Linked DNA regions of Homo sapiens: all the other regions are linked to region 2. The links are chromatin contacts, found by Hi-C or POLR2A ChIA-PET in ENCODE. All regions are on one chromosome and are shown on one strand. Each heading gives the region's core, a stretch centred on a gene start or an enhancer-like site at or near the end of the contact. The rest is flanking DNA. Distances are from core to core; before and after follow the strand shown.

What was found. A loop is a pair of places that touch in the nucleus more often than their neighbours do. ChIA-PET counts read pairs that join two places held with the same protein, here RNA polymerase II (POLR2A). Pooled maps may share reads with other maps.
Region 1: a map of dorsolateral prefrontal cortex shows a loop between it and region 2 (2.4-fold over the local background). The contact joins two enhancer-like sites. A Hi-C loop is called at or near these places in 1 of 168 maps with a recorded cell type or tissue (dorsolateral prefrontal cortex) and 2 of 50 pooled maps. POLR2A ChIA-PET finds 5 or more read pairs at or near these places in 2 of 52 experiments (AG04450 and BJ).
Region 3: a pooled map shows a loop between it and region 2 (4-fold over the local background). The contact joins two enhancer-like sites. A Hi-C loop is called at or near these places in 9 of 50 pooled maps. POLR2A ChIA-PET finds 5 or more read pairs at or near these places in 2 of 52 experiments (BJ and activated T-cell).
Region 4: a loop to region 2 is called in a map of gastrocnemius medialis, with 2.4 times the contacts of the local background. The contact joins two enhancer-like sites. A Hi-C loop is called at or near these places in 1 of 168 maps with a recorded cell type or tissue (gastrocnemius medialis) and 5 of 50 pooled maps. POLR2A ChIA-PET finds 5 or more read pairs at or near these places in 2 of 52 experiments (BJ and endothelial cell of umbilical vein).

Annotation. Positions count from the first base shown.
Region 1 is chr1:41,775,128-41,778,220 of GRCh38, forward strand. The region is part of intron 1 of HIVEP3 (HIVEP zinc finger 3); the gene reads right to left. Among named protein-coding and RNA genes, the nearest start is that of HIVEP3, 140 kb to the right of the region's middle. Within about 2 kb of position 1,304, at least 7 of the 41 ENCODE cell types and tissues checked have a DNase peak (open chromatin) inside an H3K27ac peak, as active enhancers do.
Region 2 is chr1:42,038,820-42,042,039 of GRCh38, forward strand. It overlaps the pseudogene HNRNPFP1. Among named protein-coding and RNA genes, the nearest start is that of GUCA2B, 110 kb to the right of the region's middle. Within about 2 kb of position 1,497, at least 2 of the 41 ENCODE cell types and tissues checked have a DNase peak (open chromatin) inside an H3K27ac peak, as active enhancers do.
Region 3 is chr1:41,638,507-41,642,071 of GRCh38, forward strand. The region is part of intron 2 of HIVEP3 (HIVEP zinc finger 3); the gene reads right to left. Among named protein-coding and RNA genes, the nearest start is that of EDN2, 160 kb to the left of the region's middle. Within about 2 kb of position 1,290, at least 2 of the 41 ENCODE cell types and tissues checked have a DNase peak (open chromatin) inside an H3K27ac peak, as active enhancers do.
Region 4 is chr1:41,616,912-41,620,482 of GRCh38, forward strand. The region is part of intron 3 of HIVEP3 (HIVEP zinc finger 3); the gene reads right to left. The region is part of intron 1 of LOC128125817; the gene reads right to left. Among named protein-coding and RNA genes, the nearest start is that of EDN2, 130 kb to the left of the region's middle. Within about 2 kb of position 1,285, at least 13 of the 41 ENCODE cell types and tissues checked have a DNase peak (open chromatin) inside an H3K27ac peak, as active enhancers do.

The sequences.
Region 1 (3,093 bases), core at 54-2,553, 260 kb before region 2:
GGTAAACTGAATAGCCACATCACATTCTGTTTTCTGGTGTTGAAACATGAATATTTTGAAACAAACTCCCTCCCTCCCTCCATCCATTCGTCCATCATATTCTGGATACAAGACAAACATCAAAAGTCTCTCCTCTTAGTCTTTGTGGAAGAAGACATTTCTGCGGAGCATATAAATTTGAATGGCAATATACTCCCTTAAGAGGGACTTCAGACACTATGCTGTTCTTTCTAGCAGAGCTGTTGGCTTCAGAATCTAAACAAAACTCCTGAGTTGCCAAAAACAGCCTTGCATTCTTCTTTCAGATCACCTCAAGGCTCTAAGAGGATGGAAGGAGTGTTTTTTGTTTGTTTGTTTGTGTTTTTGTTTTTTTGTTTTTTTGAGATGGAGTCTTACTCTGTCGCCCAGGCTGGAGTGCAGTGGCGCGATCTCGGCTCACTGCAACCTCCACCTCCTGGGTTCAAACGATTCTCCTGCCTCAGCCTCCCAAGTAGCTGGGACTACAGGTGCTCACCACCATGCCTGGCTAATTTTTTATTTTTAGTAGAGATGGGGTTTCACCATGTTGGCCAGGCTGGTCTTAAACTCCTGATCCTCATGTGGTCCACCTCCCAAAGTGCAGGGATTACAGGCATGAGCCACCGCACCCAGCCAGAAGGAGTGGTTTTGATACCTGAGCTTCCAACATGGAGAGTCCATGATTTCATGGATTCACTGTATGGCAAAATAAGCTCCTGACATCACACCCACAAAAAGGCCAGCATCCTACTCTGCAGACAACCCAACAGCCCAGCATTCTGCCTAGTCAGTTATGTGCAGTTACATGTGGACACAGTTATGTGCCTCCACATCCATTTTTATGTGTCCACTGTCAGTGAAGAATAGATCACAGAAGATCCACTGCAAGGGGAAATCTATAAAGATTTGGGTTTCCTGCAGCTGAAATAACAATAATAAAAGGGATGAGCTCCTTGGCATTTAAACAAAGCCCTCAGTCAGAACGTGAACAAAAGGAAAGAGGCTGCCAAGCAGGCCCTGCCCGTGCAGTCCATAAAAGAAAATCTTGTGGACCCTAGAGTTTACAAAGGCAAGAAACCTGTTCTTCTCATTGATGACTGGGCCCAGAACTTAAACACTGGCCACATGTCCATGAAGAAAAAAGAAAGAGCCTTCTCTTGAGACAGGTTTGAATTCAGAGGCAGAGACGTTCCCTGAGCATGCCCTCTGTGCCAGGCACCACTGGCCTTGTCCACGCTTGAGCCAGTGTTTTGGGCAGTGGGGTGTGTGCATATGCTCTGGGGGCAGGGTCAGGCTGACTGGGTCCTTGAGATAATCTCTTTCCACCAGTGGCCGTGGGACATCTCGGTCTGTCTTTGGGTCTGTCTGCTTATGAAAGGTGGCCCTTTGTCCTTATGCAGGTGAAGATGAGGCTGCAGACCAGCCTGTGACACCCATTCAGGTGGGTGTTGGCTTTTAGCCCCCCACTTCACTTTACCTGGATTTCTTGGTTTTACGATATAGTCTTCAGGGGTGGGGGTATGAGGTCATAGCTGTTGTCTGCTTTCAGCAAAGAAGGTGTTTCCCTCTCCATTTCTGACTCTTGTTCATTCTGGAGGCTTCAGAGAAGGAAGTTCTGAAAACAGGCACTCTCTCTGCCATCTTTCTGGAAACCCCTTCAGCTGCTTCAAAATATTTAGGGAACACCTGCTATTCCTCCCTCCCTTCACTCTTACAGCAGATCTTCACTGTGAGTGTAGTGGGTGACAGGCAGGGAACTAAGCTCTTTCTCTGAGCTCCCATGACAGCTCTGGGAGGGACCAGGGAGGAGAGGTTAAGCAACCTGCCCAGAGCCACAGACATGAGCAGTTACACTGGACTTCAGCCCAGGACTTGGACTCCTGGTTCAGGTTCTCTTCCCCTGGGTTACTCCCCGAGTCAACAGGAGGGCCGTGGGAGAAAAGAGGTCCTGGCTTCAGCTGGGCAGCCTAGGGTGCTGGTCGCCTGCCAACCTGGGTGCAGAGCCTGATCTGGGGCTCTCCCAGAGGCTCTCCTTGGCTGGCAAGCAGGAAGCTCCAAATGCTGGGCTGCAGCCCAGAGGGAAAGGAAAGGGGCTTCTCTATGCTTCTGATTGTCCCCGTGACTACCCAGGAACAAAGCGGGGACTCACACTGCCTCCTGCCACCAGCCTCCACCCAGCTGTTCCGGCCACGCAGCCCCATCTCTTCAGCCTGTCTGCAGGAACACTGGGCATTTGTCAGCTTTCAGAATCACGGCTGTGTGCCCAGGGCTCTCTTGACCCTCCAGCTCCAGGCCTCATGGGGCAGACCAACAGAGGCACAGGCCCTCTTTCAAACCCCCAAACCCACCACCCAGTGAAGCCAAGTCCCTGGTCCACGGTATTTAACTATTATATAGCCTAACACCCCACTGGGGAGGTTCACACCCTGATCTGATTAAGCTAAAACTGCATATAACAGTTCACATGCATTCGCTTTCCGTGTGTGCAGAGGAAAGAGCTTTGGGTTAAAAGTCAAGGCAGTTCATCGGTTAGACCTCACCAAGCCTGTCATCATCTCTCAAATGGGAACAGTAGCTGCCAATTCTAAAAGCAAACATCTGCTGGGGGCTTCTTAGTATCAGGCGCTTTCCTACATCCCACGTGTGTCATGCATTTAATCCGCACAGTAGTCCACCCAGCTCCTTGCCCTCTGGGAAGAGCGCAGATGTTGCTAATGGAATCTTGGTAAAAGGTATCATGTGGCCCCAGAATAGTGGTATGCATCAGATTACCGCGTGCTTCACGCATGGTGTGGTGGAGCTTGCAACGTCACACTTTCAACAAATCTATTCAATCGGCGGGGGTTCTTGGCAGCAACTATGTGCCAGTCACTGTGCACAACCAACCAAATCCCTGTCCTCCTGGGGGTGTTGTTCTGGTAAACACAGCAAAGGCTCAAAGACAGCAGATGATGCCATTAGTTGCACGCACTTCATTGACCGAAAAGTTGATTTTCTCCTTATCTTCGGTAATGAACGAAGGAAGAGGGGACAAGCAGAGGGGGTGCTTGTCATTTCCTGGCGTTTGAGTGGATG
Region 2 (3,220 bases), core at 247-2,746:
TGCCCTTACATCTCTGCCCTTCTGAATTATTTGAGGTTTCACATAACCTATGAGGTTTCATGCCTCAATACTCATGAGTCCCCTCTGTAGAAGCCCTCCCTGCTCCCATCCAGCCCACTTGAGAAAGCCTTCCCTGGCTCTTCCCTGATCCCAACATTCTGCCTTCCTCTGTGTTCTCAAGGCACCTGAGTTTCCCACCCACTCACTGTCATGGTATTTCACCTACCTGCTTTGTTATCTGCCTCTCCCACCAAACATGGAGTTCCTGGAGGGCTATGCCTTCTTTTCTGTTTCTCTGCCTCCATAATTCGTGAGTAAGAGAAAGGATCCCAATACAGGACATTAACAAATCTTTTGACCAGAGAGATGAAAATCCAGGCTGGAGGCATCTCATATAGGCTATCAAAAAAATTTATTCCTGTTCTGAAATACATTCCAGAACACTGCCAAGACCCTGGTAAGACTGGCGGACACTTATTTAAATGATAGCTCTCATTCTCTAAAATCTGAATTTCTCCTGAAAGCCTTCATGCTTTAATGAGATTCAAAATTAATTAACTCAGACAATTGTCTTCATCACTGTGACTAAATGACAAAGTGTGTTTTTGTACATATTTTTGTACATATTTGAAGAATAAACAGAATGTAAGCAAGCAAATCCATGGTTCTGTTTGGATGGCTATTGTGAAACACGTACCTTAAGTGGAATTATATAACCATCCATCTGCAAACGTTGAGTGAGGAGAGCTGGATTTCAGTCACAGCTTATCCATGACCAGCAGCTTGACCTTGGATAAGTCATTGCCCTTGGACACCTGCTGTCAGCCTTCCCAGTATCCATTTCTTTATTCTCCCACCATTGGAACCCCCACCCCCCAAAAAATTTGGGAAACCACTTTTTCTCCATTCTAACCTATATGGTATTAAGGTTGTTCACCTGACCCCAGACTCCAGGAGTTGGGCCTGATTGTCTTAAAGCCATTGTTTCTATCCCATCCACCTGGCTACAGAAGTTAGTTTAAAGGCAGTCATGAAACCCAATCAGAGCAAAGGGATTTGAAACACACTTGCAAACGGCTTCTGGCAAAGAAAAGATTCCTCTGCCTGTAGTAGATCCTACCAATGATAGATTGATGATAAATCCATGATAATGTGACCACTTGGATAGAGATGAGATTGCCAGGCAGTGAAGGAATACTGAGGAAAGCAGAATGGGAAAAGAAGCAGAACGTTGGTTATACTGCTGGGCAGTGAACAACTGGATCAAACAACACCTGAAGCTGATAGACCTCTATACGCTTCAGTTATGTGAACCAATCAATTCCCTTTGTTGTTGGAATTTAGTTTTCTGTCTATAACATAAACAGTTCTAACAGTAACAATCTCTCTGGGCCTCCATTTTTCATAGATAAAAGTAATACGGATAACATCTAAGGAGGCTGCTGGAGTGCCAGGAGGAGGCCGTGGGAACACCGTCACCTGGTCCCAGGGCCTGGATTCGCTGCTTCCAGCCAAACACGCGCATATCAGGCCGGGGCCTTCAGACCTCACGGAAGGCATTCGCCCCAGGCCAGGTGGACTTCTGATGCAGGTTGAGAACAAAAAGAAGCACCTGGACATTCCCCGGAGCCCTCTGCGTGGTCGCGCTTCAGTGGAATTTGGGGACCCTTGGCTGCCAGCCATGCTTGCTTGATAGCAACAGAAACCAGTTCTGCCCGACTCTGTGCCACAAAAAAGCCACACCCCACTCACCTGACACCCACCCCATCAAGAGTCCATGCTGCTGGGCCCTGAGGGAGGGGAGGGCTTTGTGGTCAGGCTCCATGGCCCGCCCTGGCCCTGATCTGTCGAGGATGCGCAGGACGTCCTCTCCAACTGCACCATGCCCCATTGGGCTCAGGCGAGTTCCATCTACACCGGAGAGGGGTAGGCAGAGTGGTGAGGCTTTTGCTGAACTTGGATCAGAAGAGGACGTAAAAATGGCCCTGGAAAAAGACCGGGAAAGCATGGGACACTGGCGCATTGCGGTGTTCAAGTCCCACAGAACCGAGGTGAGTTGGGTGTTGAAGGAAGCACGGCGGTCCCAACAGTGCGGGCAGCGCCAACTACGGCTTCGCGCTCGAACTTTGAGGACTCTCATCTGGATGCACAAAGAAGAAATCATTCAGTTCTTCTCAGTGTTGGAAATCCCAAGAGTTGGCCTCGCAGGAGTTAGCTGAGAGGCTCTCGGAAAGCCCAAGGAGAGGACAGGGCACAGAGACATGGAGGTGTTCAAGAGCAGCCAGGAGGAAGTTAGGTCGGACTCAGGTCCCCCTGAGACTCATATCCGTGCTGCCCCGGACCCCTGTGACTGGCCCGGGCTTCCGGGAGCTACCCTGGCATCGTGAAGCAGGCAGGCGCAGGATGCGGGGCCACGAGGAGCATAGCGGCCTCTGCACCACGGAGCTGCTTGGTGGGGGGTGTGGGGGAACCTCAGCTACTGTCTCTCCGGAATGTATGACCACAAATATGGCGACAGTGAGTTCACAGGGCATAGCACCACCGGCCACTGCCTCTGCATGAGGGGCTGCCATGCAAAGCGACCAAGAGCGACATTTACAACCTCTTCTCTCCTTCCAACCTGGTGAGAGTCCACATTGAGATGGGCCCAGATGGAAGAGTGACCGGCAAAGCAGATGTTGAGTTTGCTACTCGGGAAGAAGCAGTGGCAGCTACCTCCAGAGACAGGGTCAGCATGTGGCACAGATACATAGAACTATTCCTGAATTTGACAACAGGGGCTAGCAATGGGGCGTACAGCAGTCGGGATGCGAGGCATGGGCTTGACCACCTACAGTGACCTGAAGAGCCAGTCAGTGAGCGGCTGTGATGGGTCTGGCCACAGCGGGCAGAACAGCATGGGTGAATAGGACTCGTTTTGTTAGCAACGTTTGAATTAATTCAATCAAATTTTCACAGGCCGCTAACAAGCAGTGAAGAGCAGTTATAATGAAGGAAGCTGTGGGACCCATTTTGCACAAAGAGTTTGTGAAATCTGGATTTAAAAATTACCTCTTTAGGCCAGGCGCAGTGGCTCAGCCTGTAATCCCAGCACTTCGGGAGGCCTAGGTGGGTGGATCACTTGAGGCCAGGAGTTCACAACCAGCCTGGCCAGCATGGTGAAACCCCTTCTCTACTAAAAATACAAAAATTAGCCGGGTAAGGTGGCAGGCGCCTGTTA
Region 3 (3,565 bases), core at 40-2,539, 400 kb before region 2:
AACTGTACATTTAAAAATGATTAAGATGGTAAATTATGTTATGTGTATTTTACCATAATAAAAATTGAGAAACTGATATAAAAGTGTCTTCTTTTTAGAAAACAGTTGAACAGGGAGGGGGCTACTAGGGGTAGAGGGGCCCATCTGCAAGGTGGCACCCACCCAGGGCAGGAAGGACCAGGGCCAGCTCCTCTGCTGGCCCCACCCAAAATCATGAGGAGGGAGGGCCCTTGCTCTCCACTCTCCACCAACACATCAAAGCAAGGCCTTTGCCAGCAGCTGGTAGGGGCCGCATCCGGTCTGGGCACTGGGGGTTGGCATCACTGCAGCTGACAAAGGGTTAAAGAAAAATCCTGGATGCCTGGCAGGGGCCAGCCTCACTGGGTCATAACAGCTGTTTTCCAAGGGCTGGCAGGGAGGCAGGGGGGCTTTGGACTCTGGCACTGGGCCTCACACACTGATCCTAAAGAAAGTGGAGAAGAAGGCTGGCCCTGAGGCCCCTGCCACCCTCCTGACACCCTCCTGACACGTGGCCCTTCCCTCCACTCTGAACGGAACGTCTGCAGAAGGGGCCGGCACATGGAAAGTCAAATTTGATCTGTGTGGGGCAGGGAATTGTGGGATGAATCTTTCTATTTTCAGTTTTATTTGTTATTGTGGTCTGTGATCAATAAGAAAACATGAAAATCTAAGACATGGGTCACACATGGCAGAATCATATGGAATAATCCTGGTGGTTCATGCTGGGATACTGGCAAAGGGGTGGATGGGAGGGGAAGAGAGAGAATTACTGGCATGCCTCATTTACCCAGCACCACAGAAGTAGCATGGTATAGCATAGCGAGTTGGCCTTAACATCATCAGAAAGACATGGGTTCAGACCCTGGTTTCATCCATTACTAGCTCACTTTCCTCATGAGTCAGAAGTGAAGACTCTCACCCCCTCCCTGGGTTTGCCACGTGGATCAGATGCGACAAAGTGTATGTGAAATGAGTATGAACCCAGTATACAAAAGGCACTCAATAAATGCCTGTGCCCTTCTTCAGTTATGGTGGGACACCTTCCAAGTCTCTCTCCCTCTGTCAATCTCTCCTCCTTCTGGCTTCTGTTTTGGGGTTTGGGGTTGGCTCTGTGACCCACCTCCCTCTCTGTGGTCAGCCTTCCGGCTCTCACTTTCCTGAGGGGCTCACCTTTGTTTCAGCGGAGTGCGCTCTAGTCTGAGAATGCTGTGACATGCAGCTGACAGCCTGGAGGCTGCCTTGGGAACCTTCCCGGTCCCCAGCTGTGTTCTCCAGACAAGAGGCTTCTCTCTCACATGGTAGCTGACTCACGGATGAGTGAGGCGTCCCCAACAAGGAGAGTGGGCAGAGAGACAGGCAATGGAGCCCAGTCATTGATAGCGACAAGACCTGCTTTGAGGATACCCAGAAATGTTTTCCAGGAAAGACAGGGCATTTAAAAATAGAGAATGGTGATACTTTCCATTGTATGAAGGAGCAAAAAAGAAGAACTTCAAGTACAAGATAACATATTCCATTTAGTGGCAGGTAGGAATATACTGTCTCATAAACTCTACACTGGGATTTGGCAGAAGAAAAGTTCATGGTTTTCAGGCACTGCAGGGACAAGGAAGGGAGGTGTTGCTGGTGTATATGGGGAGCACCCAGCCCAGGAGTCGAGGAGAATACCGGAGTGGCGGGAGGAGGAACAGACGAGACTGGAGGAGCTGCACTTGGAGATGAAGGTTCTGAGAGCTGCTGGGGCGGGGGTTGGGGGGCGGGGGAAGGTAGGTGTGGGAGGAGCAGTGAGGTCGCTTCCTGCTATATCAGGCCACACCTCGCAGCCCTCTGTCACAGAAAGCCCCCTGGAACTAGGCACTCTACACAGGGGAGCAGAGAAGACACCGTGTTCCCTCTCTGGGTGCAATAGAAATCCCATGAGGCAGCCCCACATTTGAGGTCCAGCTGCACCCAGCTAAGTGACCTTGGACAAGACACTCTCCATCACTGGGCTAGACCCCAGGGTGCAAAGGTGAAGAAGACCTTGTCCATGTCTCAGGCTGTGATGGATCTAGCAGGGAAGATAGATAAGAAAATCAGTGGTTCTGGCCCTTTCTCCCAGGGAGCCCAAAACCTGAGCTGCTTCCCCGCAAGAAGGCTTCTAAATCTCCCCGGGTTGTAGACACAGAAGCCAGAGGTAGAGGAAGAACCCAACATTTGTTGAGTGTCTTCCACGTGCAAAGGCTGTCCCTGCATTTTTTCACAGTCATACTAATGCTACGGTCAGGCTCCATCATCACCATCTGACAACTGAGGAAACTGAGGCTTTGAAAACAGAGAGATGTGGACAGCCTTGCACTGCAGGAGGGCCCAAGGCTCTGGCATTAAATAAAACTGGACATTACTGGTCTTAGACACTGTGTGGCCTTCTTCGAGTCCTTGACCACCTGTGAGTCTGTTTCCTCACCTCTGAAACAAGAGCAAGAGTGCACGCCCTGGGCTGGGGTAAGAACAAAATGGTACGGTTGGCTTCCCAGAAAAATCCACCTTCTCCCTCTTCCTCTTCTGGTTACTTCTGATCTTTTAGCTTTACTTATGTTTATGATTATTTCATCTTCTAAAATAAGAAGATACCAGATCCCATAACAAGATTGCTGCAACTTATTCACAGCAAAGCAGGTGGAGGCCTCGGGAGATCCCGGGGACTACAGAACCTCCACCACTGGCCCACAGTAGGACAGGGGCAGGGAGTAATTCATGCCTACTAGGAAGACTGTGATAACAGGTGTGTGTTTTTGGAGGCAGAATTGCTTTCTGCCCACACGACAGCTGCCCCCTTAGCTAAGAGGGGAAGCCTGGTGACCCAGGGTCCTCCGGGGACCCAGCCAGGCTTCTGGTCTAGATCTCAACCTGCCCCACTCCTGCCCAGTGCTACCCCATCTTCCACCCCATCCCCACCTCCACCAGTTCAGAGATTCAGCCAGACAGAAAGGCTGTGCCAAAGGAAATTGTGTGCCACAGGGCCCACTTGGTCTGCTGTGGTGTTCTTCCTTTTTTTGGACTTTGTGGCTGTTTGAGTGGGTACCTTTTTCCATAGAAAGTTTCCATTGCATCAGTTATTTACATTGTCACCACCTATATGTGGGCTCTGGTTTCGAGTCGGTGAACCAGAGCAGGCCCTGTGGGGCCCAACACTGCTTACAGGGGGTGACAGGAGCCAGTTGCTACGGCAAGAGGACCTGCAGCTCTGGGTCAACCCTCAGAGCCACCCCCAACCCTGGCAGGTCCACTCTTAGTGTGCTCAGTCCCTTTGGGATGCCATTTTTAGGGTGAGATTTAAGAGAATTTAAGAGCACAGGCTACTAGGTTTGCATCCCGCCTCCTCCACCTCCTAGCTATGCTCTGAGTTATTGACATGACATCTCCGGGCCTCCGTGAACTATCATTTGTAAAGTGGGAATGACAGTGGCGCCTACCTGGCTGGACTTTGAGAAGGACTCAATCAGGTAGTGCACATAAAGTGCTTAGAACAGGGCCTGGCCCAAAGCCTCAATCCATGTTAATG
Region 4 (3,571 bases), core at 35-2,534, 420 kb before region 2:
CTCCTAACAAGCTTAAAGGACAGGCACTATTGCAATCCCTACTTTACCAAAGAGGAGTGTGAATGGCCAGAGGGTCAAGCAACACAGTTTGTAAGTGGTGGGATCCGGATTTGAACCCTGGCTGTCTGTCTTCAGACCCTGTGCTCCTAACCACTCTACCGTACTGCCTTTCCAAACAGAGACAGGATCTGTCTCAATCTTGTTACAGCTGAATGATGGACCATGGTTTGGATGGAATACCTTTAAATTTACTGTTAAGTTTGTATATTTTTTGTAAGTTTTCCTACTAGAATTTTGCCATAAACATCCTTTATACACATATCTTTACAGACTGATGCATTCATTGTTCCATAGGCCGGATTTCCAGAAGTGGAAACATGGATCAATGTGTGTGTTTTTGGTTAAAATACCTATGGGGCCTATTGTTTGGGCCATCGTCCTAATAATGAGCCATGTCATTTTCACTCACTGGTTTTGATTCTGTCCCGAGGACCACACAGAACATCTCTGACCCTTTTTCTCCAGACAACCCCTGGGGTGGTTGAGGACAGCAAGTCTGTCTCTCAAGTATTCTGTTACCCAGTTTCTTCAAAAGTTCCTCTGACAAGGGCTGCATGCTCCTGAGGGCTGGTCCAGATACCTCTTAAAGTGCGGCACCGCCTGGGGTGATCTGGCTTATGCCCCTTGCTCCCCATTCAAAGACACACAGAGAGGGACATTGACAGTGCACAGGAGATATCAACAGTGTTTCCTGACATCCATGATGCACGGGAGAGAACCAAGTAGGTAGGATTCAGACTTCTCATCTTCACCTCTCCCAAATCACACACATGCCTTCCTGAGAAAGAGACCCTTTGTGAGATATTAAAGACCAGCCAAATTCTACTCCCACATCATAAGAAACTGGAGTTCACTCTTTAATTAGAGAAGATGCCAATGGCTTTGGAACTGGACAGGCTTCTAAGCATCTTTTAGTTCAGTGTCTTCTTTTACAAAAGAGCCCTGGAGGGCAATGACCGCACCAGGCTCACATGTCATTGGGTGTGTGGCAGCATTTCCCTAAGCTGAGACCAGGGTCACTGGTGGGTGCATTTCCCCAGCTCTCTCTGCCTGCTGGTTCCTAGGAACCATCTTACTAGAAAGGCGTAGTGTAAATATTTTGCTAAGCAGCCAAGAGAGGAAACTTACCCAGGCTGAGCTGCCCTGTGCTGGGTGCTGGCCATGGACACAATGCTCAATGAGGGCCATTATCTGGGAAGGGAGGGCTGTTTGTTCCGCTGCGGGATGGTGCCAGAGCCCGGAGCCACCAGGCTTGCCACTCTGGCTGCCACACAGAAGAGTCTCCTTGCGCTCAGCAGACTCTGCGGTTATGCAATGCCGGGCCAGGAGGTTAACTCTCCCCAGGCCAGGAGCCAAGCCTTGTTCCTTCCTGCCTAAGCATGTCCATCTGAAAATGCTGAAAATTGAGGGCCTCAGTGTTTGCAAAATGTGCTCGGGCCCTGAACCTGCTGGTTTATTCCAAAGGGCGTAGTGTTGAGGAGCTGGTGTGCCCATCCTTGTGGCTCCTGGCAGCCTCCTACCGAGGCCCAGTGCTCTGACAGCAGCGTCTGCCTGCCATCCTCGGGCACCACTCATAGGCCTTGCAACCCTTTGCCTGGGTGCCCCTGTCCCGTTCTTTCCCTTTCGGTGGTGTCTGGTCTAAGTCCTTTCTTAAGCCCGAGTTCTACTCACTTGTTCAAAGCCTTCCCTGACCACCCCAGGCCCCAGTGACCTGAGCTCAAGGATGAGTTTCCCAAGACAAAAGGGACCTTGGAAGTTATCTATCCACCTGGCCCATTTTCCAGATGAGGAAACTGAGGCTTGAAGAAGTTGACTAGTCTGAGAGAAGACTGAACAGATGTGTCAGCCTGGCTCCCCTCTCAGAACTCTTTCTCTTATACCTCACGTCCCATCTGTCAGCAAATCATGTTGGCTTGACCTCAAAATGGAGCTGGAATCAGACCCCTTCCCATGGCCCCCGCAGTTGCCACCCTGGTGTGTGACTCTATCACCTCCTGATCTGTCACATCACTGCCTCCTAGCTGGCCTCGGGCTGCTGCCCCCGCCCCCTCCAGGGCAGCCTCCACAGCCTCCTTCGGCAGGACAGCCCACTCCTCTGCTCAGGCCTCCCAGGGCTTCTGGATGTTGTGCCTGCCTCTCCCTTCCAGCCTCCTCTGCTCCTGTGCCCCCACCCCCACTCCTCCAGCCACACCAGCTTCCTTGCTGTTCCCAGCAGGCTGATCTTGCCTCCGCCTGGAATACTCTTTTCTGATACCCCCAGCACTTGCTCCTCGCCTCCCTCAGGTCTTTACTCTCCACCCGTCCTGACTGCCTGATTTCAAAACCTTGACAACCTGCCAGCCCCGTGCCCCCTATTCCTTTCCTGACTGCCACCTTGTCACATACTATGTATGTTACTTAAGAAGATAATATATTTACATTTATTTTACATACACTTATGTTTTTAAGATCTCACAAAATATACAGTCTATAGAGAGTGTGCATGTGTGTGTAGTGACGATATGTTTGTCTATTTCCCTACCAGAATGTAACTCCAAGAGGCAGGTGTTTTGTGCTTTGTCACCCAGAATGGTGCTTGGCCCCTTATGTCTAAGTAGGGCCGAAGGTAAGGATGACCTACCTCTTTGAGGATGGATGAGGATGGTGATGGTGGCTGGGGTGTCACCTGACTGGTATGGGTGTTAGGAGTGGGGGAAGGGATGAGTTTGGTGGCATATGTAGGCTCAGCAGAGGGAGAGCCAGGGCTCCAGGGAGGTCAGCTGGGAGGCTGTCCGAATGCTATATTTTTGGAGCCATATGGAATAAACACCCAGACACCTGGGCCTCAGTCCCCCAACCCCAACCAGCCCCGGTAGAGCAGCTCCAAAATAGGAAATTCGCAGAGGTAGCCCCAGAGAGGCTGCTCAGATTAGGCTGCAGTGAGCACCTAGGCATGGCTGGCCACTCCCTGCTTTTAGGCATCCTGAATTTGCACGTCTAGGAATCTCCATCTCCATGTTTCAAGCTCTCTAGTGGGTGACTCACAGGCTCTGCAGGGGTTTGGGGGCTGCAGCTGAGTTCCTTTGAATATCTGTTGAATGAATAAAAGAAATGGAAGGAAAGGGGGAAAGGTGCTAAGGCAGACACAGGAGAAGAGGACAAAGGCTTGGGAGCACTGAAACGACCCCAGGGAGGCATGCCAAACAGAGCCCGAACAGAGGCAAGACAGCAGGGCTTGTCCTGACAGGTGGCACAGGTGGGTCCAGTTTCCACTCGCTTTCCCACACCTGCAGCTACGCTGGCCAGGAGCACAAACCTCAAGCAAACAGAAATTTTTTCTCGTGATTTCAGTTTTAGTTTGATTGACATTTTTATTTACCCATGACATAGTTTCTTTTAGGATAGCTGGCTTTATTCTAAAGAGCAGCCCAAACTAAGTGGCCTAGGTGATTTGGCTGTTCAAATCTCCCTTTTCTGATCCTCCTGTCCTGCCCTACCTCTCCTCTCACCTGTCTGAGCACTTCTCTGACTC